3 separate regions of the Mus musculus genome follow, and regions 1 and 2 are each linked to region 3. The links are chromatin loops, found by intact Hi-C in ENCODE. Cell type or tissue: heart. All regions are shown on one strand. Each heading gives the region's core, and the rest is flanking DNA. Links, peaks and the distances in the headings are about the cores only. Region 1 holds the start of Yod1 (YOD1 deubiquitinase). Region 2 has its middle 5.0 kb from the start of Fcamr. Region 3 overlaps Mapkapk2 (MAP kinase-activated protein kinase 2).

Region 1 (7,828 bases), core at 1,794-4,293, 340 kb after region 3:
AATCATGGAAAGATGTTAAGTGCTTTAAAGCACATTGGTGTAAATGGTTCTCTGAGATATTTAATAAATGAGATCAAGATAACAAAACTTCACAACATTATGCCTCTATACACTGTATGACAGATATACAACAAATTATAACTTAGCATCCCTGATCTTTAGAAGAATTAAGAGGTAGAAAACTTTACCTGGAAGATTCTATAGTGAAGCTAAGTTTTGAGAGCAAGTGCCTTGAGGATCAATCCATCAAGCAAATGGCTACATACCTAACACTAGGTAGCAATATTCTGAGAGAGCTGTATAAGGCAAGGATTTTAAAACTTTGTATATTTTCTAAGTGAAACAAACCAAATCAATTATTTAAAAACTGAAAGTCAAAGATCACAGATGAACAAAGTACTAACTTGCAGAACTGTGAAATATCCAAAAGATCATAGTGGATCTATGAATACTGTTCTCTACGGAAAAGAGTTTCAGGAAACCAAAGCATTCCATTGACACTTTAGAGGAAGACTTGTTAGTAAGAAGTGCTTTGAGCTGAAGAGCTGAGGAAATCAAATCCCTTCAGAAAAATTTATATGTATGTAAAAAAAAAAAAAACAAAAGAACTAAACACTCAAATTTTCAAGATACTTCTTGAATTTTAAACTAAATTAGCAATTAAAAAGGCATACCCTGCTTCACTGAAAAAAAAAATTACCTAATGTGACAAATAACAATACATGAATTGCATTAAAACAAGAGGCCAACAGTCTTTTAAAGCTTCAGGAAGCTGCTTCAGGCACCTTTTCCCCTTATACATTCTACTTTTATACACTAGAAATCGCAACAGGGCCATATTAATCCCTGTTTTAGATAACATTCTCAAGGGACATACTTCTCCCCGTAAAATTGCTTTCAATATACTTGTAAGTAGTTAGATACACTTATAAAGTCTACCAAATTGCAATATAAAAAGTTTTGACAATTCTGAGTATCTTCATTTGATGGATCAATTCAGAATTTAGAAACTACTAACTCATTCAAAGTTATTAAAAGGAATCAACTACTGGAGACATTGTGGTATATGTCCAGTGGCCCTCCACAAGGCTTTCCACATTACCTAAAATATGATGTTTTCTTCTATAAGCTAAAGCCACTAGGTGCTGGTTTATAATATAATCCAGTCTTCGGGTTAGCATCCCAAGTGGCCAAAACCACCTTATTCCGACCCCCAGTAGAAAGAGGGCATGCCACTAGTGTAGACACACATCTGTAAACTTGCACACTGATTTTAATCTTAACAAGGAATTTCAGTGTCAGTCATACTAGTTTAGGATAAAAGGATGGTCCAAGCATTGTGTTCTATTCTGTAGGGTTATGAATAGCTTATTGGAAAACCCAGAGCCTTCTGGATCTGTGAGGTAGTAGGCTCCCACTCTTATGAATAGATCACACCTCTCCAAAGTTGGTATGGCCTGTCTCCCTGGCATGGTCCCTTGCTTCTGCTTGTCCGGTTAGGCCCTTCTGACAGATCATGCATCTCAGGGTGAAGCGGTTTACATCAGTGAACTGTCTCTTTCTTCTAGCTTCATCAGCTAATTCCAGTGCTTGTACAAGAACAATATCATCATTTGAGGAGAAAATGGTCAGAGGAGGGGTATCTGGATCAGGGAAGTTACGCTGAAGCGGATCGTAGTGAATGCCATCGTAGATAAGCAGAACTCTTTTGGTATATCCTGCATCTTCCCCAAAACGATCAATTCTGACTGTCTGTGTATCTACTACACATATTTCACATTGGTAAAACTTAGACAGGATTGAGATCTCGATTGCCCCCCCCCACGTATCATCCCTTCTGATCCAATCACAGTAGTCTTCGTTTGTCTTTCCCAGTATCGCCTCACTATACAAGACTGGATCACTTGCTACAATTTGTGCTATGAGGCGTCTCATCTCAGGGGCACAAGCTGGATTCAAGACTCCTCCTTCCACGACATAGTACACACTGGTAAAGAGGCAAGAGTTGTCTGCTGGGACTGCGGTTCTGGTAAGCACAGGCAGAGCTTCCCTGACATAACTAGGAGCACCATATTTTGAAAACGCAGGTGAAGCTTTTGGTCTGGTTTGGTCTTCTTCAACAATCAGCATGTCACCTGTCAAAAATAAAACAAATCCAGAACTGCAGAGAAATTATAGATTGGGTGTTTATTAGCCAACTCAGAAAATTAGAAAGCAAAGGAGTTAAAAGTATAAAGCGGGTTACCAAGGAGAACACAACTTTGTAAACAAGAGGCCAGTAACTCTCTAAGTTTGTTTGTGTTTAGTTCAGTGTCTTCAGAAAGAGGCAAACAGAACAAAATGCTCCGCGCTGCATTTCAACTTAAAAACCAAATCTTTCAGATGTTCTCCACAGACTAGGTAGGTCACTGGGGTGTTCTTTGCACTTCGCATGCCTATACCATCTGACAGCTCGATTCGAGGGGCCTTGCCACAAAATGGAAAAAGCTTTGAATGGTCAACACTGACGTTCAAGTTCTAAACCTGGGAACAAGTAACTGCTGTTGGTTAATTCTACAGCAATAAACACAACGTCCAAGTGTGTGTGTGTGTGTGTGTGTGTGTGTATGTATGTATGTATGTATGTATATATATATATATATATATATATATATATATATATATATATATATATATATATATGAGACACAAGATAAAAAGAAATTAACACACAGGGAAAACGAAAAATTGGTATCTCAACCGCTGACCTGCTGATCGGGATAGGGAAAAAGAACCATCCCGTCAGGGAACAAGGGTCCTGCTGTCCTTTGGGAAAGCAGAGGAAACAAATGACCTGGAAGCAGGCTTGGGGAACAGGGGACTTCAAGACTCCAGCCTTGTCTCTAAATCACAAGTAAAGGACTTGACACCTGCCCCGGCCTTCCCGGAGTTCTGGTCCTCGAAGCCCCTAGCTGTCACATCGGCACTCTGCCTTACTAGCTTCACTCTTCTCCCCTCCACGTCCTCCAAGACTTCCCCGGCCCCGGCCGGTGCCCGTACCTGACTGGATGGGCAGGTCCCCAAGAGTGATGTCCCGGTCGCTGAGATCCAGGCACTCGGGCGGGTAGCCAACGAGGATTCGCTGACTGCCGGGAGCGATGCCGGTGATAGCGGCGATTTGGCCCTGCAGCTCCCGTAAGCGGGTCCGGCTGGAAAGACCCTGCAAAAGGTGGGTGCCACCCTTGGCCTTGCAGCGGACCCGCCACATAGTGTCGGCCGGCCGGCCTCCTGCGGGGCCAGCCTTGGTCCCAGCCTCAGACTGGGGGACAGCGCCGGAGTAACCAGCGGGGGGGACCCCAAAATGGCCGCCTTTGGCGCCTCCAAACATCGCGAGAGGTGGCCGCTGGGGCGCTTCTCGCGACACCTCGGTGGGGGGTGGGGGGGACTCGGCCTCGGTCCTTCCAAAAACGGCGCGGGCTCTTAAAGTGGCAAGGGCGGCCGCGGGTGAGGGTTGGGGGTCGGCCGGCTCTCCCGAGCGCTCCGGTGAGGCGAGCTTCGCGTCGGCAGCATTTATGCTCCAGGGAGGAGGGCGGGGAAGGAGTTCCCGAGTCTAGCAGAGCAGAATGTCACCTTGCAGGGAGGTCGCCAATGATGAAAGCAGCCTCCCAAACACCAGGCAGAGCCGACTCATCGTCGGGAAGGTAAACAAATGCCAAGAGAGGTCAGAAGGACCCACCAAACAGTCACGCCGCTGGCGGGGTTCGTGGCTGCGCCGAACTGATTCATTGAGGCCAAGTGGACGGGACGAGCGGGGAGTCCCGTGAGACGAACTTGAAAGCGTCCATCTGCCACCTCAGAAAGACTGTATGAGGTCAGCAGCCGTGCCTGGGGCGATCGCCTCACTCCCGCGGTTGGTGGCAGGGCTCAAGAGGACTCACTCTTGGTCATCAGGATTCCAGTCCGATTCCTCGTATCCCAGTAGGAAGACACTTCATCATGGCAACGCAGTCCTCGCGGTGGCCGAGAGACAGAAGACAGACGGGCAGAGAGGAGACCTGACCAGATAGCTAGCCAGTTTCCAACTCTGTAGCCCGGGAGCCCGAGACTGCCTTGACCATAGTTCTAAAGGTGTGCAGTAAACGCCGAATAATGACAGTTCGTAGCACGCTGGAACTCGCCGCGGGGGTGTGAAACGCATATTTGGATTGTGTGGAAGATGACTTGACTCTCGGGTCAAGAAGGAAGGAGTGAAAACAGTTCTAGGGTCCCTCCCCCACCGTTTAGCCAAAGCAGCAAACAAGTCCCCCTCCCCACTCTGGACTGTCAAGCATTGTCAGGTACCAATGGTGTGCAGGGGGAGTGACTTTGAAAAGTAGTTCTGGGAGATATAAACCCCACTGCAACAGCCTCTACTGTGAATCAGTTACAGCGAATCTGTCCCTCTGTACCCTCACACCAGGAGCGGGTGCACTTCTCCTCCTCCTTGGCTCTTCCAGATGACCACAGATAATGTAGCCTGGGTCCAGGGATGGAGGGGGAAATCAAGGAACATGCTTTGGAGTCACCTGTCTGGTGAATGGGAGGCTCCCGGATCCATAGGCTCCAAGGATGCTGACCAGAAGTTGTAGTTAGTTAGCTCTTGCCTTCTGGTAGCCAGCAAGGCATCTTTACAAGCCGACCTCAACCTCCCAGAACCTAGTCTAGCTGGAGATTCAGGAACGAAGGCGTTAAGCCTCACTTTTCACCAGTCACTCCCACGCAAGATGTCAGCCAAACAGGTCTCGCGAGAATAAGGGAAGGGGGGGGGGGAAGGGAAGGCTTTTAATTCACCCCGCCTCCAGCTCCATTTGTTTCCAGGCAACAATGCCACCAAGCTCCCCTGGGCCGGCTGCTTTGCGAGCTGACAGCCTTAGGCTGTCACAGGTCCTCCCAGACCCCAGGAGCCCGCCCCCTGCCCTGCAGGTGCTTCATTGGTCCAGCGTGCCTCCAGGTGAGGGCTGACGCCAGCGTGGGCGGGGCCAAGCGCCCCACGTGACTCGCCCCAACCCCCGGAGCCCGGACTACTTCAGTCTGTCTGCCAGCTTTGGTACCCGGTGCTCCGGTGGCGACACTGGGTCTACAGCAGGGAGGACGAATAGGACAGGTCATAGGGTGAGCGGTAATTGAGCAGTCTGGACGCGGGGCTGGGGTGCTGCGCGGGCGCGGGGATGGTGCAGAGCGACAGTGCTTCGTGCTTTCGGGAAGTGTAGCTCCGGGTGACGCTCCTGGGCGTGCAGCCCTTCAGGGACACTGAGCCGCAGCTGCGGAGTGAGGACTGGAGAATTGGCTCTGTCAGGCCAGGAGCCGTGCACGGGTTTTCTTTTTTCTTTTCTTTTCTTTTTTTCCTTTTTTTAAATAGAATCTTTTGTCTTGAGCTCCTTGGCATCGGGGTTTGAGTAGTGAGTCCCAGTCCCTCTCACCCTAGTTGATATCAGGACGCAAGGCTTATTTTGCAGGTAACATTCCATAAGTCATTTACTTCCGCTGCGCCCTAGGGTATGGATAGGAAAGGGCAGGGAGGGTGGAGAACGTCAGAGAATGTAACATGCTAGGGCTATCACAGCTCCACTACAGTTCTTCCTTCCTAGAGTGTGCTTTCACCCCGTCCGTCCCTCTCACCAGTTTCCAAATTCATTCTCATTCTCTCCCTTCTCTCCCTGTCCCCCTCTTCCCCTCCCTCTCCTTCCCTCTTCCCCTCTCCTTTTTCTCCTTCCCTCTCTCTCTCCTTCCCTCTCTCCCTCTCCTTCCCTCCCTCCTTCTCCCCCCCCCCGCCCCCCCGCCGAGACTGAGTTTTTCCTTTGGATTGGGGTTGCTTTCTTGATCAAGTGCACTTCATCTCTCCGCATCTCCAGCGCTTCTGATTCCCACCTCTGTTCTGTCTGTATTCTTAAACTTAGAATGTGAGGGCAAGAAACTTGAACAAGGTACTTTGGTTATCTTCATTTGTCAATTCTGTAAAATAAGACGAAGTAATCATGCTAGGAAAATCTGCTTTATTAAGATTACTGGAAGGCTTGCTGGGTTTGAGATGTATGAGTGTGAACCAAGTCAGCAAAGAACTGCAAAGTTGGGGTGCAGCTGTATACGTGAGGAGTCAGGTTTGTGACACCCAAGAACAAGTGTTTGTGAAGTAGGAGCAAGAGGCTGGACCTGGATCTTGGTAGGGGCTTCTTCCCTTTGTCACACTAATTCTCTGCACCATTTTTAGGGATACCTTCCTTCCCTTCCTTCTATTTTATTATCTCTCCTTTCCCAGGTGCCTCCTGAAGAACTACCATGTCTGAGAATAGTACATTTTCCCCAGAAGACTGCAACAGCAGCTATAAACCCCACGCCTCAAATCTGCGAAGGGCAGGGAAGACATGCTGTGAGTTCTGGTAAAGAGTGACTGGCTGCGGATCCCTCGTGGGGTTTTTGTCCCAGAAATGTATTTGTATCCTAGACTCTTTTTCTCTGTGGGGGTGGGGAGTAATTCTTTGCATGGCAGTTTATGTTTTATTTATTTTGCGTTTGGATCTTAGCACAGAACCCTGACTTGCTGGGGACTTGCAGTGTAACCCAGGCTGCCCTCTGACTCATCATGCAAGTTTCCTCTTATAACCTCTTGAGTACAGATGTGTGAGACACATGGCATAGGACTTAAGACAGAGTCCACAGTGAGCAGTTCCCTGTCTCAAACTAGTAGGCTTAGTATCCTTGGGGCTTCTTGATGCTTTCATTAGGGGTATGTGGGAGCTAGAGCAAGTTATTTTATACATAGGATGGCCAAGTGTCAAGGTACGCAAGTAACCTGGGGCTGTCACTCTCAGTTCCTTTTATCTCTTGGACTGTGTTCTTGGAAGGCAACACTCATTGCATATATTGAAGGCAGAAGCCGGGCATGGTGGTCCCCACCCATAATTTAAGCCCTGGTGAGGTGGAGGCAGAGGATGAGGGGTTCAAGGGTGTGCACAACCACACATACTTAGTTCAGAGTAAGCCTGGGTTACTTGAGACCTGTCTTAAAAAACTAACCCAAGATGCAGGTGAGAGCCAGCCCTTGTCCTGTTCCTCCCTGCCCCGAGGGGAATGAGCTCTGACATGTGACTCAGTGTCGGGTGCTTGAAGTTCTTGCAGGGTTAGCTTTGGGGTTTTGCAGATTCTTTCACACAAGCATTTTAATATACAGAGATGGCAGAAATGGTGGCAGGGGACTCAAGCATCATTTCTTGTTCCCTGGACTCTACATTCCTAAGCAAGGCTGTACACTTCCCTAGAAGTCTGGGGACTTGGTCCTCTGGAAGGTTTCTGGAAACCTCAGGAGCCTTCTAGCACTCTTCTTTCTGGAACCCCCCTGGTCAGTTCTCCCTTTATGGAGAAGTGCTTATGTGTATGCGTAGGTAGAAGGAGGTGGTTAGTGTGAGATCTGACTGGTCAGTTATCTCAGAGCTGCATTATGGTGTCATGCACTTTCTTGTTATTTCATGCTCTTTTATCTGGCGTCCATGAGGCATATGCTGGATTGATGCAGTTAGAATACTGAGCTTGGCACATCTCTGTGGTTAGGGTCTCCTTTTCTTGCCAGGGCAAGAAGCTGCCACCTAAGGCAGACTGTCTCGTAAGTAAACTTACAGCATGATGCTTAATTATAGTCCCTTTGGTCTGACTTCCCGGGTTTGAATGGTGGTTTTGCTGTTTCCTAGCTAGCCCTTGAGCAATTTGCTTAACCTCTCTCTTCCTCAGTTTACCCTGTAAGGAAGCAAGCGTCCTTTCTCTGCCCTTTTACCTTCTCCTCTCCTTCCCTTCTTTCCTTTGACAGTGTCTCACTCTG
Region 2 (7,828 bases), core at 1,428-3,927, 260 kb after region 3:
CTTAGTTATGCTTCAATACTTTGCAGTGAATTATAACAAAACTGATTTTCCCCCTAAAACACCCAACATATTCTCTGTGTGTGTGTGTGTGTGTGTGTGTGTGTGTGCACTGGTGACTATGATAGTCATGCCTACTGCTATGCCAGGACTTGGCCAGCATAGGTTTCCACTTGGTTCCCATTCCTGAGCACCTGATCTTCATTGGTAGGCAATAACCTCTTGCATGTTAGAGTACACCTGCCACATGAGAGGCATCCTCTTAGAAGTGGTACCCTTGAGTAGTGTGCAATAAGAGGAAGTGCGCATAGCTCTACCCTCAGAGGCTCATCCCAGAACTAATAATTCTCATGCAGGTGCTAGAGGGGTAGCTAAGGCCTAGCCCATCTCTTCTCCTTAGGAAACATCACGCTGTGTTGAATAACATAGACTTTGAAGCCAAGGATTTTTGTTGTTGTTGTTTTGTTTTGTTTTTCTTTGATTGTTTGTTTGGGTGTTTTTGCTTTTGTTTTTATGGGAAAGTAATATGGGTCAGATTATTTGTTCTTTTTAAACCAGACTATTCTAATATGTTAATTAAGAATTAACAGTTCTTGCCTCATGAAGGTATCATGTAGAATAAATGCAAAAAGGTACAATAAATTCTCAGAAAATGTCAGCCACTGGTAACATCACTAGCTTAGTTTATAGCAAGAGGAAGCAGGTGTCTTATACTAACGGAATGCTGAAAATCCCTTGCAAGCTTTCATCTGTTCATGAATCCCCCACTGGCTTCCTCCCCTCTCCCCCTCCTTCCTTCCCTTCCCCTCTCATTTTGGTATTTGAAAGACAAAAATTAAAGTAGTTTAAGAATGTCACTAAATTAAATTTGTATTTTAAAGTCAACATCTTACTTTCATTTTATAAATGATGTGTATTAGAGTGCCTTCAGAATTTAATCCACTTTGCAACAGTGGACTTAAAGGCTACTAAAGACATAAATAGTATCATTATCCCAGGCTACTTTACAATGCACAGACCCGGAGCCAAGCTGTTCTGGCTCTGAAATTTTATGGGAGAGAGAACTTTGTACTGACTCCTATTCGGATAAGGGTGTAACTGAACTTCCTTACCCAGAACAAAGTCTGTGGTAGCACATTTACATTGGCTTCTACCAACTGTGACCCCCTGAGTTCAGAATGAAATGTCAGAGTCTAGTGAAAGTATATTATTAGTCCCTTTCTACCTGTTCCTCCACCCCTGAGCTCCCAGTCTCAGTTTTAGCAAACAGCTCTATTCGATAAACATGATCACAAAGCTAAAACTCAGCAAACAGAAAAGCTCAGCTCTGAAGCGACAGTGGAGAGCAAGAGATGAATGGTGGCACCTTGGGCTGCTTGCTCGGAGCTTTCTCTTCCTTGCTAGTCAAGACTTACATACATTCCTGCTGTATGACTGCAGTTTTGCACCCCTTCTACCTGATGCTTTGAAGCCCTTTCCCCTGCCCTTGTCCTGTGCTGGAAAGATACACTTTTCCAGTCTCGTCAGCATATCAAGGGTTGGAAAACCAACCCTATTACTGCACGTCCTGATCAGCTACTGAGAAACTCACAAAGGAAGCTGAACTATGAGCCTTGTCACCACTCCAAGGAACGACAGAGAAAGCTGTTTGGATAGCTCAAGTGCTCGTTTTATAATGGCATTTGGCAAATTTTTACAGTTACAACCATCATTTAGCTGATAGGAGAGATTGTGACCCTGCAATGTTCAACCCTGAAACCCGATGGCATTCAAAAAGCCGTTAGGAGAATGCCAGGCTACTTTGACTTCCTGCAGTCTGCCCACAAAGGTGGATCAAAAGATGCCAGGATGGCCTTTCAGGAGTGCACACAAGCTGTTTAAAAACTTCCTCTGTGGTTCACACCAGAATGCTTGGTGTGGATCACCATAACAGCCCACATCTCTTACCACATTTTCAGATGGGTTTGAATCTGGGAAGTGAGAGGGACATTCATACTGGTTGGGATTCTTTGGTTAAGATCATAGATTTTTTTTTCAAGACAGGGTTTCTCTGTATATCCCTGGCTGTCCTGGAACTCACTCTGTAGATCTTACCCTGTGATAATGCATCATCGCCCTTGCAGAGATGAAAGGGGCTCTAAGTATTTGATTTGCTACTAAAGAAGCTGATGGCTTTGTGGAGAAGTGTGGAGTTATACTAGCAATTTGATGTTGCTGGCAGATGTTCGATAGCAAAGTAAAAACCACAGGACTGGGCTTATAACTAGGTGGTCACGCAATTGCCTAAAATGCACGAGGGCCTTGGTTCTGTTCTCAGTACCCACAAACAGACAGACAAGCCACAGCAGCAAAACAGTAGTTAACTCGGCTGAGCTTAGTGGAGTGCTGTGCTGTTTGTTAGGACCACGAACAGATGCAGCAGAGGGTGGTGCCCCCTGTGCCAGTGCCAAGTTGTTAAAGTCTTAAGATGGCTGACAGTAAGTGGCTAAGCCGTGTGTCCACTTAGGGGCTCTGTGGGTTCTCTCTTGGGGGCATTGTCATGCATACATTTAGCCCACTTTCTGTACACCCATATGCCTCTACCCCATCTTTCACTCTTTGTCCATGAAGGCTTCTGTTCCTGTCCTAACAAGAAGCAGTAGCCAGAGGAGAGGACAGAGATCAGATCCCCTGCAATTGGAGTTACAATTAATAGTGAGCCACCTGGTGGAGGAGTCCAGAACTGAAGACAGTCCTCTCCAAATCAGTGAGTATTCCTAGCTGCTAAGAGCCATCTCTCTACCTCCCAGCAGACTCTTTTATTTCATGTAAAATAGATAACTAACCACCCTATTTAGAGTTTGATCCATTGGAAGGACTTTCTCTGCCGTTGTCCTCCGAGTCACACTTCTTGTAGTGTGTCTACTGTTCCTCTTCAACTTGACTTCACATAACAAACGAATTCATCTCTACATAACGCTGGGGCTTCTCTCTCTCCTACCTTCTTTTGGGTGCTCCATGTGTTATGAAAATATAAGCAGGGGGACAACTGGGGGTGTAAAGTTCAAGTGAGGCATGGCAAGTGGAAGATGGAAAAGAAGGGTGTGGAGGGAGGAGAGGGAGGGTTATTCAAGATGAAGGGTGGATGAAGAAGCCATATGGAGACCTACTTGTTTGTAAGCTAATTAAACTAGAGCTGCTCTGTGTGGCTGTCAATATCTTTACTCACCAATCAGAATTAACTTGGGGCAGAGTCCCAGGGGCTATGTGCTGGATCCAGGTTTTGGGGACTCAAACTTACCATTATAATAGACAGTAAAACACAAAACCTCGACATTACAAATCCAGATTAATGCTAATGGCCTCTAGTCCTCTTCTTCTGAAGAAAAAGCAAAGAGTGCAATATACCAAATCATGGCATTCAAACACCTAAGGGCACATCAGTGTGCTCATGGAAGATAAGTAGGTGCCGGGAGGGAGTTGGAACTACTATTGTTTGAGTTTTTTTTTTTTTTTCAGAGTCCACCTAGTTTTTGTAGGGAATAGTTGCTGAATTCAAGGGTGACATTGTGGGAGCTCTAACTCCTGTGTATTTTAAAAGTAGAATGGTGGCAATAATATCCAGATTTACTCTCATGAGATAGTGGTCTGTATTTACCAAAGTGGGGCACTTTCAAAAACTTCATCTGGTCCCACTACAAGTCTTAAACCACAATCCTAGGACCCACTGGTCCAACTAGTAACTGTATCGATTCCAATCACCTATCCATTCTATGGCAATTTTATAGGTGTATACAGTATATCGTGATTGTATCCACCCCGATTCCATTCTCTCTTTCCATACTGGTTTCCCTAACACCCATCCCTCCCATTTTTATATCCTCCTCTTCTGTTTTGTTGTTATTTGTTTGTTAATAACCAACAGAATCTGGTTAGTGTCATCTGCATAAACATGAACAATTTATCAGTGACTTGAAAGAAATGTCACCCTACCCCCACACTCATCGGGCAGCCATCAACTGCCAATAACGTCTCTGCTAGGGCTGGGACTTCATGGGCCATCCCCAACCTTTTCCAAGCTGTGATCTTGACTAGCTTGTTTTTGTGCAGACCTTGTATAGGTAACCACAGTTGCTATGAATTCATGAGCACAATAGTGAATTTCACAGCACTGCTTCCATCCTTCTAATCCCCTCTTTGGTGATGTTTTCTGTGCTGTGGGGGTTGATATAGATGCTTCATATAAGGATGAGCTCTTAGTAGCCACTTATTCTTAGCACTTTGACTAACTATGCATCTCTGAGTCAACTATTGCTGCTTTTAAAAAGAAGCGTCTCTGAGTAAAACTGAAAGCAGCAATAGCCAATGCCTAGAAAGTAGTAGGCAAAGGATATGCTTAGTGAAATAACAGTAATAGGTTCCCCCTAGAGGGCCTATGACCTACTCAACCACGGACATTTTTCTTTGTTTCTTTCTTTCTTTGTTTCTTTAGGAGAGGTTGGGGGCTTTCTTTTGGTGTTTTGCCTGCATGTGTGTCTGTGCACCATGTGATTGCCTGCTGCTAGTGGAGATTAAAAATGGGAGTTGGATGCTCTATACTTTAGGACTGTTATAGAAATCATAGAGTTATGGAAGATTGTGAACTGCTCAGAGGTGTTGAAAAATCAAATCTGGGTCCTCTGCAAGCTCTTAGCTGCTGCGATACTACTCCAGTCCCATAAAACCATGAAATCTTGGTTAGTTTATAGTAGGAGAATGAACTGTTTCCTGTGGAATCGGCCTTAAATCCAAACACAAAGTGTTGGCTATTCCCATAGTTGATGCCATCATGGGCATATCTTGCCTGCAAGTGAATGTTGTAGCATTCTGGGTAAGTCTTACCTGCTGGGTAAGTCCACTGATGACTTTTCTCATCCAGTATCCACATAGCAACTTATGGCTTCACCAAAGCTACCTTCTAGGTTAATTTCAGCCTGTTTTCTCTTTGTACTATGATCAAAGTGTGGTGCATTTAGTAATACATTCTTAACATTCAGTTATAGTGGGCAACCAAGTTCCTAGCTCATTTCTTTAGGCTTTTATGGATAGTGTAGTTCCTGGACCTTTTCATGGAAAGAAGGTAGATCTTGTGAACTGACGTTCTTGGAGGGGGGCGGGGTCAGTGGGGGAACCACACCATGCTAAACATATAGTCAATTATAAATATGTTCAAGGACCTTAAAGAAAATATGAACCAGTGTTTTAATGAAGCCTGTGAAGACACAAGTGGGTTAATGGAACAATGAAAGCAGGTCAAGAAGACATAAAAGTAGAATTCAAGAAAGAAAGAGAATCTCTCAAGAAAAATGCAAACTAAGATAAACAACACAGGATATCAAAGAAAAACCTCAGAGGTAATCTTCACCAGCATATTAAAAGGCATAGAAGAAAGTATTTCAGGTCTTGAAGACAAGAGAAAAGAAATGGAGAACCCAGTCAAAGCAAATGTTAAACATAAAGATATTCGGGCATAAAACATCCAGGAAATCGTGGACACTATGAAAAGAGCAAACCTGTGAATAATAGGTGCTAGGCTTCACAGGCTGTCCATAGATTTGAAATAGAGCTCAAAGGGACTGTAGGGGGATTTCTGGATATTGTATAAAAGCCAGCATTCTTCAGAAACATAGGAAACTGATTACCATCTTCCAAAGGAGTCATTTCCCTTACCTCTGATAGAGGGAACCTATGGCTCTCCACTGTTATGTACCTGTGGTTACAAATCAAATCCCACACTGGCCACCAGGCTCCCTCAGTCCCTATTCACAAGTACCTGCAATACATTTCAAAGGCAATGGTACACTCCCAGGATTCCATTTTCCCAGATACTAGGTTGTTTTCTTTATAATGGCAAGGACATTTCTTCCCTTACACTTTCTATTCTCAGGAAAATGCCAGTGCCAAGTGTGAGATATCCTCCCTATGCACTTTTGGTCAGGAAGACATTGGGAGTGCCCCTCCCCACATGACTATAGATTATTTGCTATTGCCTTTGATTATATAGTAGAAATAGATGGTAAGGCTTGACTGAAGACACCACATACTTTGTTCATAGCTTATGAAGGAAACAAGCAGCAGCCAGACTAGAAGTTTCCTCCCTGACAGCTAGCTTTGATGATGTTAGAAGGTGCTATGCAGGCTGAACTTCCAGATGCCTCTGGGTATTTTATCTCTCTTATGCACAATAAAAACCTTCCCCTTAACCATATCATGAAATGGTAAAGTTATCACTTTCTTTACTGCAACTCCTCATATACAATAGGTATAGGGGAAGGAAAAGAAGCCCGGGTCAAAGGCACAGAAAATATGTTTAAAAAAAAATCACTGAAGAAAATCCTCACAATCTAAAGCGGCACCTATTAAGTAAGCTACAAGATCAAATCGACAGGCCCAGAAAAGAAACTCTCTATAACATGATAATCAGAATGCTAAATATATAAAACAACAACAAAAAAATAATAGAAAAATCTGTAAGGAAAAAAGGCCAAGTCACATATATAGGCAGACACATTAGATAAAGGCAGACTTTTTAATGAAGACTCTGAAAGCCGGAAGGGCCTAGACAGATGTTCTACAAGCTATAAGAGACCACAGATACCAACCCAGACTAAACTAATCAGTCTAAACTGCATTTGTCAATTACAACTGACAGACAAATGAAAATATTTCACAATGAAAGCAAATTTATGCATTTTTCTATTTGCCACTATAGCTCTATAGAAGGTCCTAGAGGGAAAACTTCATTGTAAAGAGGTTAACTAAACCCAAGAGGACACAAGGAATAAGTAATTTAAGAACAGCTAATCAAAAGAAGAAAAACTCACATCATCACAACAAAATAACATGAATCAATAAAAAATTCTCGTTAGTAGGTCTCAATATTAATGGTCTCAGCCACACCCAAGAGGATACAGACTAACAGATTAGATTAGAAAATTTGATCTCTTATCTACTGAACCATCTCTTGGGTGGTGGTGGTGCAGGCCTTTAATCTCTGTACTTGGGAAGGAGAGGCAGGCAGATCTCTGTGACCTTGAGGCCAGCCTGGTCTATAGAGCAAATTCTAAGACAGTCAGGGTTAAACAAAAAGAAACCCTATCTCTGACCACCTCCTCCCACTCCAGAACAAAACCATGATCTTTCTTTTTGCTGTATCCAAGAAAAACACATCACCATCAGGGACAGATATCACTTTATGGGAAAAGGATGGGAAAAGGTATTCTAATTAAATAGACCCAAGAAGCAAGCAAGAATAGATATTTTAATATCTGCCAAAATAGGCTTTAAACAAAAAGTAATCAGAAGAGATAGAAAGAACATTACATACTCATTAAAGAAAAATGCACCAATAGGATATTATAATTATAAACATTTGTGTACCAAATGCAAGGGTACCAGAGAGCATAAAAGAAACACGAATGTGGCAGGGGAATACAGTGCAGAGTTTCCTCCATCTTTTATTCTTGTTGAGGCCATTTTGGGTTTATCTAGAAGCTGATCTCCTTGATGGAGGAGATTATCCCATGGAAAATTGTCCAGTTCTATTCTAGGAAGCTGAGGTCAAGATGCCCAGCTAACATCTTAGCTTTTGCTAAACTGCTTGCTTGTTCAGCATTTCACTCCAGTTAACTGCTTATCTTAGCTTTTGTTAAACTGCTTGCTTGCTCAAAACCTCTCCCCTGTAGCTGTAGAATAAGATAAAGAACGAGGTTTTTGCCCTCAAAACCTTTTACTCTAAAAGTTATACTCTAAATTTTACTTGGGTCTCAAATACCTGAGTGTAGTCTCAGTGAGACAGAATAATGACTTTCAC
Region 3 (7,828 bases), core at 3,457-5,956:
TTGGCGTGTTTGCATCTTGTCTTGAGGATTTATGAAGTGCAAATGCAGTTTCATTTAAGTTGAGGATGTTGAACATAGCCGGGGCGTCACCAGGATCCTTGTGTGCTCTCCCAGTGGTGACAGCCAAGAGGCCACCTTGTTCTCTCGATGAGAGCGCCATGCTCTGACCCACAACTGGCTTCACGTCTTTACAGCCTCTTTGCTTGTAGACATTTGGGTTCTAGTAGGCTTCCTGCCATCGAGGTGCTGAAAGAAAAGCGTTTGTTGGGCCACTGTTGGATCTGAGATAGCTTTGATAGGTATGGCCAGCTTTCTCCCAATCAGAGTTCTTTCAGTCCTGAGTGAGAATTTGTTTCCTGAATCTCTAGAAGTCTAGGAGTTTGTTCAGATGTGAAAGTTTTGTCAGCCAGCGCAGTTATTGGCTCTTTTCATAAGTCCTCTCTGTACGAGTTGCAGCAGGCCTTTTAACTTGGCCGTCACTGTTTCTGTTTCGCTAAACCACCTTCGGTCATTTTTGTGTTGGACGGATGATCTTTGCTAGGATTCAGTTAGCATTTATCCATCCTGTGTGGCAACTCTGAAAAATTTGTCATTTACAGGGTGACCTTTTGTTGAGCCTCAGTCCTTTGCCACTGCCTTTCTGGTGGTTCCAGAGCATGGTGGGGCACAGCACGGAGAGTCACCCTTAGTGAAGGTCGCTTCTGGGTAGTGTGGCGAGGGTGTTTATGGCTTTTGGTACTAGGATTCCTCATTGTCAGTGTTACTTTGGGTAGAGCCTTAGCCCCCATTCTAGTTATAAAACTCAGTAACAAGGAGAGAGTTGACTTTGACTTCCTGGTAGAATGTATGAAATGCGTACAAGTACCAGCATGTAGGGCTGCTGCAGTCCTTCCGTGTGCATTGTCTGTCTGCCTTCTGAGGAGTGTAGGCTCCGTGGCTGCTGTTATGTTGAGATCAGTCTCTAGGGAGGCTCATCTGCCACTCCCATTGAGCTCTACTCTAGCAGAGGTGGCGGCATGCTCCTTTATCTCTATGACTAATTAAATGAACACACATCCGCTGTCATCTCCTGTGCTCTGGAGCAGGGATGGATGAGCACAGAGAGAAGTGTGGTCTGTCTTTCTAGCCTGTGGGCATCTGCCAGTGGTTCTGGGAGTTGAGATTCCCTCATCACCGTGGCTGCTTCTGTAAGCAGCATCTTGTGTGTGTATATGTGTGTGTGTGTGTGTGTGTGCGCGCGTGCGAGCACGAGTATATCTCTTTACAGTATAATTAATTCCCATGGTTGGGATCTGATGCTGTATTTTTTTAATGCTCTCCATTTTAACCTGACATTGAGCATTCTAGATTTTTTTCAGAATGAAGGCATTCTGTGTGTTTCGTCCCTAGGACCCTCTCTGGCCTTGGATCTATGGGTGTGGACCCTTGAGGATCTGTTGGAAATAGCAAATGATGTAAGGACAGTATGTATTGGTGTCAAAGCTCCGTGACTTCCCCAGGCCTTTCTCGGTTTACAGTTATCCAACTAAAATCAAGTTAGCTTCTCTGTGTTGTGTATGGAAGCTCCACCACTCCAGGCTTCGTGCTGGAAGGAGCGGCGGAGCATTGAGGAGGTGTGGCATTTCACCTCTCCCTGGGAAGAGCTGCGGATGGTGCTAGGATAGGAATGGATGGAGCTGGAGTGAGTGAGGCAGTGGCTGGGCAGGTCCAGTCTACTCTACTCCTTCCTGGAGTGGGGAAGGGTGACGACTGGGACCTCAGGCCTGCACCCTGGGAGAGTGAGCTGGTTCTCGGCTGGGGACTGAGCGCTTAGGAGAGGCCTGCAGAGGTGTGTGTCTAGGTGTCTGGGAGGAAGTGCTACTTACATGGGTTTCATATTCCAGTCCTGCCACAGCTGGCTGGAGAATCCTATGGAAAGATTACTCCATAATGGAGGACCTCATTTATAAAATAGGATGCTCCCTTCCAGAGGGTTGAGCCAGGTGAGATGACACATTGGAAATACTTAGACATTTAATTTGGAGAACTCCAACCATAAGCTATGCCTGCTACTTGAATGTTCACGAAAGAGGTTGCTGAGACTTGCCTACAGTGGCTCCAGGTCCTCCTTTCCTTTTACCCTGAAAAGCTTTGAGGCATCCATGTGGTACAAAAGAAGCATTTGTGGTCCAGAAAGAGGGACTGTGGCCTGGCTTAAGGGAGTGGTGAGTTGGTGCCCCACACAGGGCTTTCCTCCAGGCCCCCAGCTGCCTCCTGGGAATGTAGAGGTCTTGTTTAACAACACAGCAGCGCACTTGGTGCCTGAATTGGACTTGTGCATCACTCTTGGCACCAAGTCGGACTCGGCACATCCCCGCTCCAGCTGTCCCTTTTAAGTGGTGTGTAGAGGGAAACTCAAGGCTGCACCATATCCTGGGTCCCCACTGCCTGGTGTCTAGGGCTATGAATAACCCCTGAGGGAAGTGGGTGTGCCTGGGATTCCAGCTGCCCACCTCAGGGGAACTGATGTACAGGAATAGCAGCCGAGTAATAATAGCAGAACCCTGGTGTGGTGCCTGTCGTGTGCCAAGCTGGTCTTGCTAGTGTGCATTCTTGTCCTTGTTACATGTGTTTAATAGGCTGCCCCCTCAGGCCTGTCATGGGCCTGTTCAGCACATGAGAAGATGGGAGGCACCAGGGGTTAGGATCCCCACTCTCAGTGGAGTTCAGAGCCCCCTCCCTCGTTTTCCAGTGTGTGAGGTCTCTGAGGTATAAAGTATGTGGGGGCAGCTTATTTGTTGCTCCTATTGTCCTCATGTCATGCCATAGGACCAGGCTCCTCTCTGTTCTTTCCTCTTTGGCTTTTGGGTTGACTTAGACTATCTTTTCAGGAGACCCCATGATGGAAGATCTCCTGGAGGGCAGGTAAGGGGGTCAAAGGTGTACAACCAGAGTCTAGGGCCCCTGTTTTTAATCCTGTGCACAATTCCCACACCTCCCTCACTGACCCTACCTAAAACTTCCTCCCTGGGTTGTGGGCTCCATGACCTGATCCTGAACCCTGCATGCCTTTCAGGCCTCCTTGGCCTGTGTACCTTAGTTTGGAACACACATCTTTCGACCTTTTCTGCAAGAGCATTTCAGAGACACCATATAGGGCTGAGTCAAGGCACAGAATTGGTTCGAGGCTTAGCATGGGTATCATGGATTTCAGTTCCTTCCAGGTACACCTTCTCTCAATGCTGTGGTTTTTTTCTTTGTAGGAAAGTCCATCCCCCAGAGCGAAGGTCCTGAGCCCTTTGTTCTCCAGTGTCCTCTCTGCACTGTGGGAATGAGACCTTTCCCATGTGACCCTCCTGGCTGCCCAGCTCTTCCTCAGCTGGGGTGTGCTAGCAGCTTCCTGTCACCTCTCTGCCTGGATGGCTCAGGCCACCTCTCTTGTCTGTCTTTACTTAGCCATGTACTTGAGATCCGTGCATTCTTGCTTTTTCTCTCCAGTGTTCTGTATGCTACACTTGTCTACAAGTGTCTGTGGCACCTCATGGCCCCGCTCTTTGATGTTAACCCGCCCGCCTGCCTGCTATGAAGGCCTTCCATAGCTTCAATTAGTATTCATAACCAGTGAAGGTCTGATAACACTGGGTATACAGGAGGCCCTATCTCAAACAAAACCCCACTAAAACCTCTATACGTATTGTAAAAATCAAGGCTTCTCATAGTTATCCCTAATCTGCCCAACCTAGCCAAGTTTCTAGAGGATAAAACCTAATGAAGTTCATCTCAGTTACTTGTTTTCCTGTAAAATTTTAGTTTTCTCTAAGGATTGAGATTTTCCTAGTCTTTATCCAGTTGACTTCACCTGGAGGAGAGAGGCCTGCCTGCAGCAAGTGCATGCACCCACCTGTCCCACTGTGGAGGTGCAGGGGGGACACAGTTTAGATAGTAAGGCAGTTGCCACACTCCAGAAATTTTCCCTGGAGGAGAGAGCTTGAAAATACATTTACTACTAGGTGAAGGAAGAGAGAGGAGGGATTTGATTAAAGAAATCAAACTTTATTTCACCTGTGGAGAGAAGGCATCAGTATGGAAAGTGTTGGTTTTAGCTTAAGAGAAGAGAACCTTATGTAGAGCTTCTTTGTTTTTGTTGCGTTTATAAGCTGGTCTCTCTATAGTCCAGGCTGGCCTTGGACTTGCTATATTGCCCAGGCTGGCAGAGAACTCCTCCTGCCGGGCCACAAGTGCTGGGAGTATGGGTGTGGCACTACTGGACATGTATTTGCCAGGAAGGATGACCCCACTTCAGCTGGAACTGTTGAGTATGCTGGCCCTAACACTCCTGTCTGTGAGGTGGAACCTGACCCTCCCAGTGCCATGGACGAACCCCGGCTGTGGATAGCAGTGATCCTAAGACAGCTGTGTTCTTGGATCCCAAACCCAGTGTGCAGTCTACGGATCAACTTTCCTCAGAACGCTTGCCTGCACTGTCTGTTGTCTTTACGATTTTGTCTACTTTGGCATCGTGGCCTGAACGTGGGGCCCAACAGCTCCCCAGGGTGTTCATCTCTGATATCTATCTCCTGCCCTCGGATGTGGAGGCAGAGTGAGGGTGTGGGTTCCCCCATGGGATTCTTTTTACTTTTGTTCTGTACTGTGGTGGAGAATGGAAGAGAGACTTGAATTATGAATCTTTCCAGTGCCTGCCTCCGGTGGGTATCTGTCCTGCTGCACTAGCCTGGCATTTCCGATTGTCAGTCTGTTTTGGTTTTGATGTTCAGTGCCATGCGTGGTCTACAGTAGAAGTTCAGTCACTACTTGATTATGTGCACATGGAATTGGCCAGTGTCTCTTTCTGTTCCTCCTACAACATGGGAAAATAAAAATGCACACCCCGTGACCCCCACCCCCCACCCCAACCCCATACAAGCTTGTGCCATGCTCTCATTTGACCACAAGGTGGCAGTGTGACACAAAGCACATGGGAGATAGCTGTCTTCTTTGTGGGTTTCTGCTTGAGAAGTTGCCTCTTTGAAGCCACTTTGAGAAGTTTCAGCCTCTGACAGTTTCTTAGACTCTGAGTGATAGGGTGGAAAGACTTGGAATTTGTCTGTCAGGCCTGATGCAGGCTGTGGCTGTCATCCTAGGAGTTTAGCCTTGGGCAGGCTACTCTCTGAAATGGGTCAACGTGACTATAGCCTGAAAGCACATTAGTGTTATTGGTGGGGATTCCGAGCTTGTCTCTGGCTGTCTGACCCCACTTCCCAGACCTCAGCTCTCTTCTTGGTCTCCCTGCTTGTCCACATTGGCCTCATTCTAGTCAGTGCCCAGTCTCCACCTTATCGAAGGCCCCCCGCGCCTGCCTGCTGCCTGCTTGTCCGTCTGCTCTCTGGCCTGTTTCCCTGCCAGCTCAGACTGCAGAATGTCCAGAGCTGTTGGAGAGTGTGATGTATGGGTAGATCTGTTCAGGTCTTTGTCTTACAGATTTTGGCTTCTGTGCCCTGCATTGAGCAGGCATTCTAGTAAAAATGATAGCTGTTCCTACTGAGCACAGTTTAACCCTCATAGCATAGCTGTGAGCAAAAGTGGCTACTCCACTGTACAAAGCAGAGGTCTGTTAGGATGCCTTTGGTTCTAACAATGGAATTCTCCTAAAAGAGTTTAAACAATCAGGAACATTTTCCATTTATTTATTTGTTTTGCTTTGGAAGCAGGGTCACACTCCCTGGTTTCATTGAGGAGCCACAGTCGGCCCTGAATCCCCACTTTCTTGCCTTGTCTCCTGGTTGTGCCTGGCAGGAAACAGGCTGCTTGGTGATGTCCCAGGGATCCTGGGAGCTGCTGTCTCTCACTGGCTTCTCACTGCTCTGTGGCCAGACCCTTTACTGGGACCATGGTGACAGCATGCTCCTAGCTGCCAGGTGCTGGAGACAGTGTTGGTCCTGTGCTCTTTCTGTGATTGTCTCTCAGTAAATTGCCATCAAAGTTCTTCTGGGCCATTTGGACATTAGGCTTGTTCTTAAGCTAGTCAGTAGCTAAAGGGCGGAAACAAGTAGCTGGCTTAGACTGACCAGAATCCGGCCTTTTAAGGCTGATGAGGGTCCAGCTTGACTTCATGCTCCTGGACACCCAGTCCCAGGAGCAAGAAGGGACATGAGTGTGGCTCAAGGCTGCAACTCTGGCAAGCAGCAGGGTCCCAATCAGCATCGGGCTGACTCCAGAGACCACCGGGCTGAGTCTGCTATAGGTTTGAAGTTTCTGTCCCTGAGGATTCTGGAGTCGCTCCCTTTCTTGTCCTTGAAGTGGTTCCTTTTGTTCTGACTCCGTGGGACACTGTCCTCCAATACTTAACTGCTGCCTCTCCTTCTGTAGACTTCATGCTCTTAGCTGATGGAATGAGAGTTGTCTCAGCTTCCTGTTCAGGCTCTGGAGAGTCAAGCTGAAGTGTTGTGTTGAGTGATTAGAGTCATCTTAGGGTCCTGGAAGGGGAGAGGTTGGGGAAGATGCTGTGAGAGTGACCTTGGGGGGGGGAGAGAGAAAGGAGAGAGAGAGAGAGAGAGAGAGAGAGAGAGAGAGAGAGAGAGAGAGAAAGAAAAAGAAAGAAAACATTTGTAGTGTTGGTGGGGCCAGCTGTTTCTCGTAGCCCTGTGTCACTCAGGAGGTGTTGGCCTTGCAGATGCTCCAGGACTGTCCGAAGGCGCGCAGAGAGGTGGAGCTGCACTGGAGGGCCTCCCAGTGCCCACACATTGTGCACATCGTGGATGTCTATGAGAACCTGTATGCCGGGAGGAAGTGCCTGCTGATTGTCATGGAGTGGTAAGTAGCCTGCAGGGTTCTGACCATCCTATCCCCATGCCATGATGAGGTGCCTCTGCCTCTGCAGACAGCCCACTATGGATCTTGAAGCTTGGGATATCAGCATCTGGCTTCCTTTGGGGGCAGTGGAATGCGTGGGGGTGGGGTGACATGCTGGTTGACAGATCTTTCACTGTACCTTTTTTTTTTTTTTTTTTTCCTTTCAGTCTCGATGGTGGAGAGCTCTTTAGTCGAATCCAGGACCGAGGAGACCAGGCATTCACAGAAAGAGGTAGAGAGGGTCTGCTGTGGCAGTGGCTTTGTGTGCACAGCAGTAGGCAACTGTAGGCTCTTTGAAGGGCCCTGTCACAGGAGTGGGGGAGGGTGTTGCCTTCTCAGGCTCACTGCTGGCCATGGGCCTCTCTCCCTTAGCCATGGCAGGGTCAGCTCCTAGCTCCTTTGTGTGTCTGATGAGTTGGTGGGTGTGGGAGACTGGGGCTGCGTCAGCAGGTTGGTGTCTGAGCTTTCAGACCTCCAGCTCGGGTTTTCTCTCTCGTCTGCAGAGGCGTCAGAGATCATGAAGAGCATCGGCGAGGCCATCCAGTACCTGCACTCGATCAACATTGCTCACCGGGATGTCAAGGTGACACCTGCTTATATAAACCCCATGCTCCCTGACTGCCTGGTCTGTCAGCGTAGGATGGGTCTGCAGCCCAGTCTGTGGCTTGTGGGGCTTGGGACAGGGGACCACAAACTTGGTAGTGAAGCTCAGTTTGGTTGCACTCAGCCTGTGGCTGCTCGTCAGCACCTCACCGTCCCACACATGGATTTCTGAGTCAACAGGAGTCCCCATGGCTCCACGCGGCAGTCTCTGTAGCAGGGAGCCGATGCCTTCACGCTGCCCGCTGCAGAGGGGCTGGATGGATGCAGTGGTTGAGCGGATGAACGGAAGGCACAGTCCTTCCCACTTGGGTTCCTCAGCATTTCCACAGGGATCTTATCCACTCATGTCTCTCTCCACAGCCTGAGAACCTCTTATATACTTCCAAAAGGCCCAATG

The links. Peaks named below come from ENCODE experiments on the same cell type or tissue, not always from the same donor. Only the 100,000 strongest peaks of a DNase experiment are listed, where the experiment ranks them.
Region 1: a loop joins it to region 3, with 2.2 times the contacts of the local background. A loop is called at or near these places in 8 of 42 quality-filtered maps.
Region 2: it touches region 3 in a loop (2.8-fold over the local background); 14 of 42 quality-filtered maps call a loop at or near these places.

What each region holds. Positions count from the first base shown.
Region 1 is chr1:130,713,023-130,720,850 of GRCm38, reverse strand. Yod1 (YOD1 deubiquitinase) reads right to left here and starts at 3,524. Exons shown (of 2, transcript NM_178691.4): 1 at 3,040-3,524; 2 at 1-2,135. The coding sequence starts at 3,367. The coding sequence ends at 1,432. It overlaps Pfkfb2 (6-phosphofructo-2-kinase/fructose-2,6-biphosphatase 2), which reads left to right and starts at 5,030. Exons shown (of 15, transcript NM_008825.4): 1 at 5,030-5,130; 2 at 6,275-6,385. The coding sequence starts at 6,295. In heart, for the core only: a CTCF peak has its summit at 2,972; a DNase peak (open chromatin) is centred at 3,360; H3K4me3 peaks cover 2,260 bases; H3K27ac peaks cover 1,580 bases.
Region 2 is chr1:130,792,029-130,799,856 of GRCm38, reverse strand. It overlaps a transcript of Fcamr not described here. Among named protein-coding and RNA genes, the nearest start is that of Fcamr, 5.0 kb to the left of the region's middle. In heart, for the core only: a CTCF peak has its summit at 2,704 (motif pointing left); no DNase peak of the experiment used is centred there.
Region 3 is chr1:131,057,584-131,065,411 of GRCm38, reverse strand. Mapkapk2 (MAP kinase-activated protein kinase 2) reads left to right here. Exons shown (of 10, transcript NM_008551.2): 2 at 6,650-6,789; 3 at 6,996-7,060; 4 at 7,332-7,411; 5 at 7,792-7,828. Among named protein-coding and RNA genes, the nearest start is that of Mapkapk2, 36 kb to the left of the region's middle. In heart, for the core only: CTCF peaks have their summits at 4,715 and 4,937 (motif pointing right); DNase peaks (open chromatin) are centred at 4,401, 4,921 and 5,801; H3K27ac peaks cover 1,079 bases.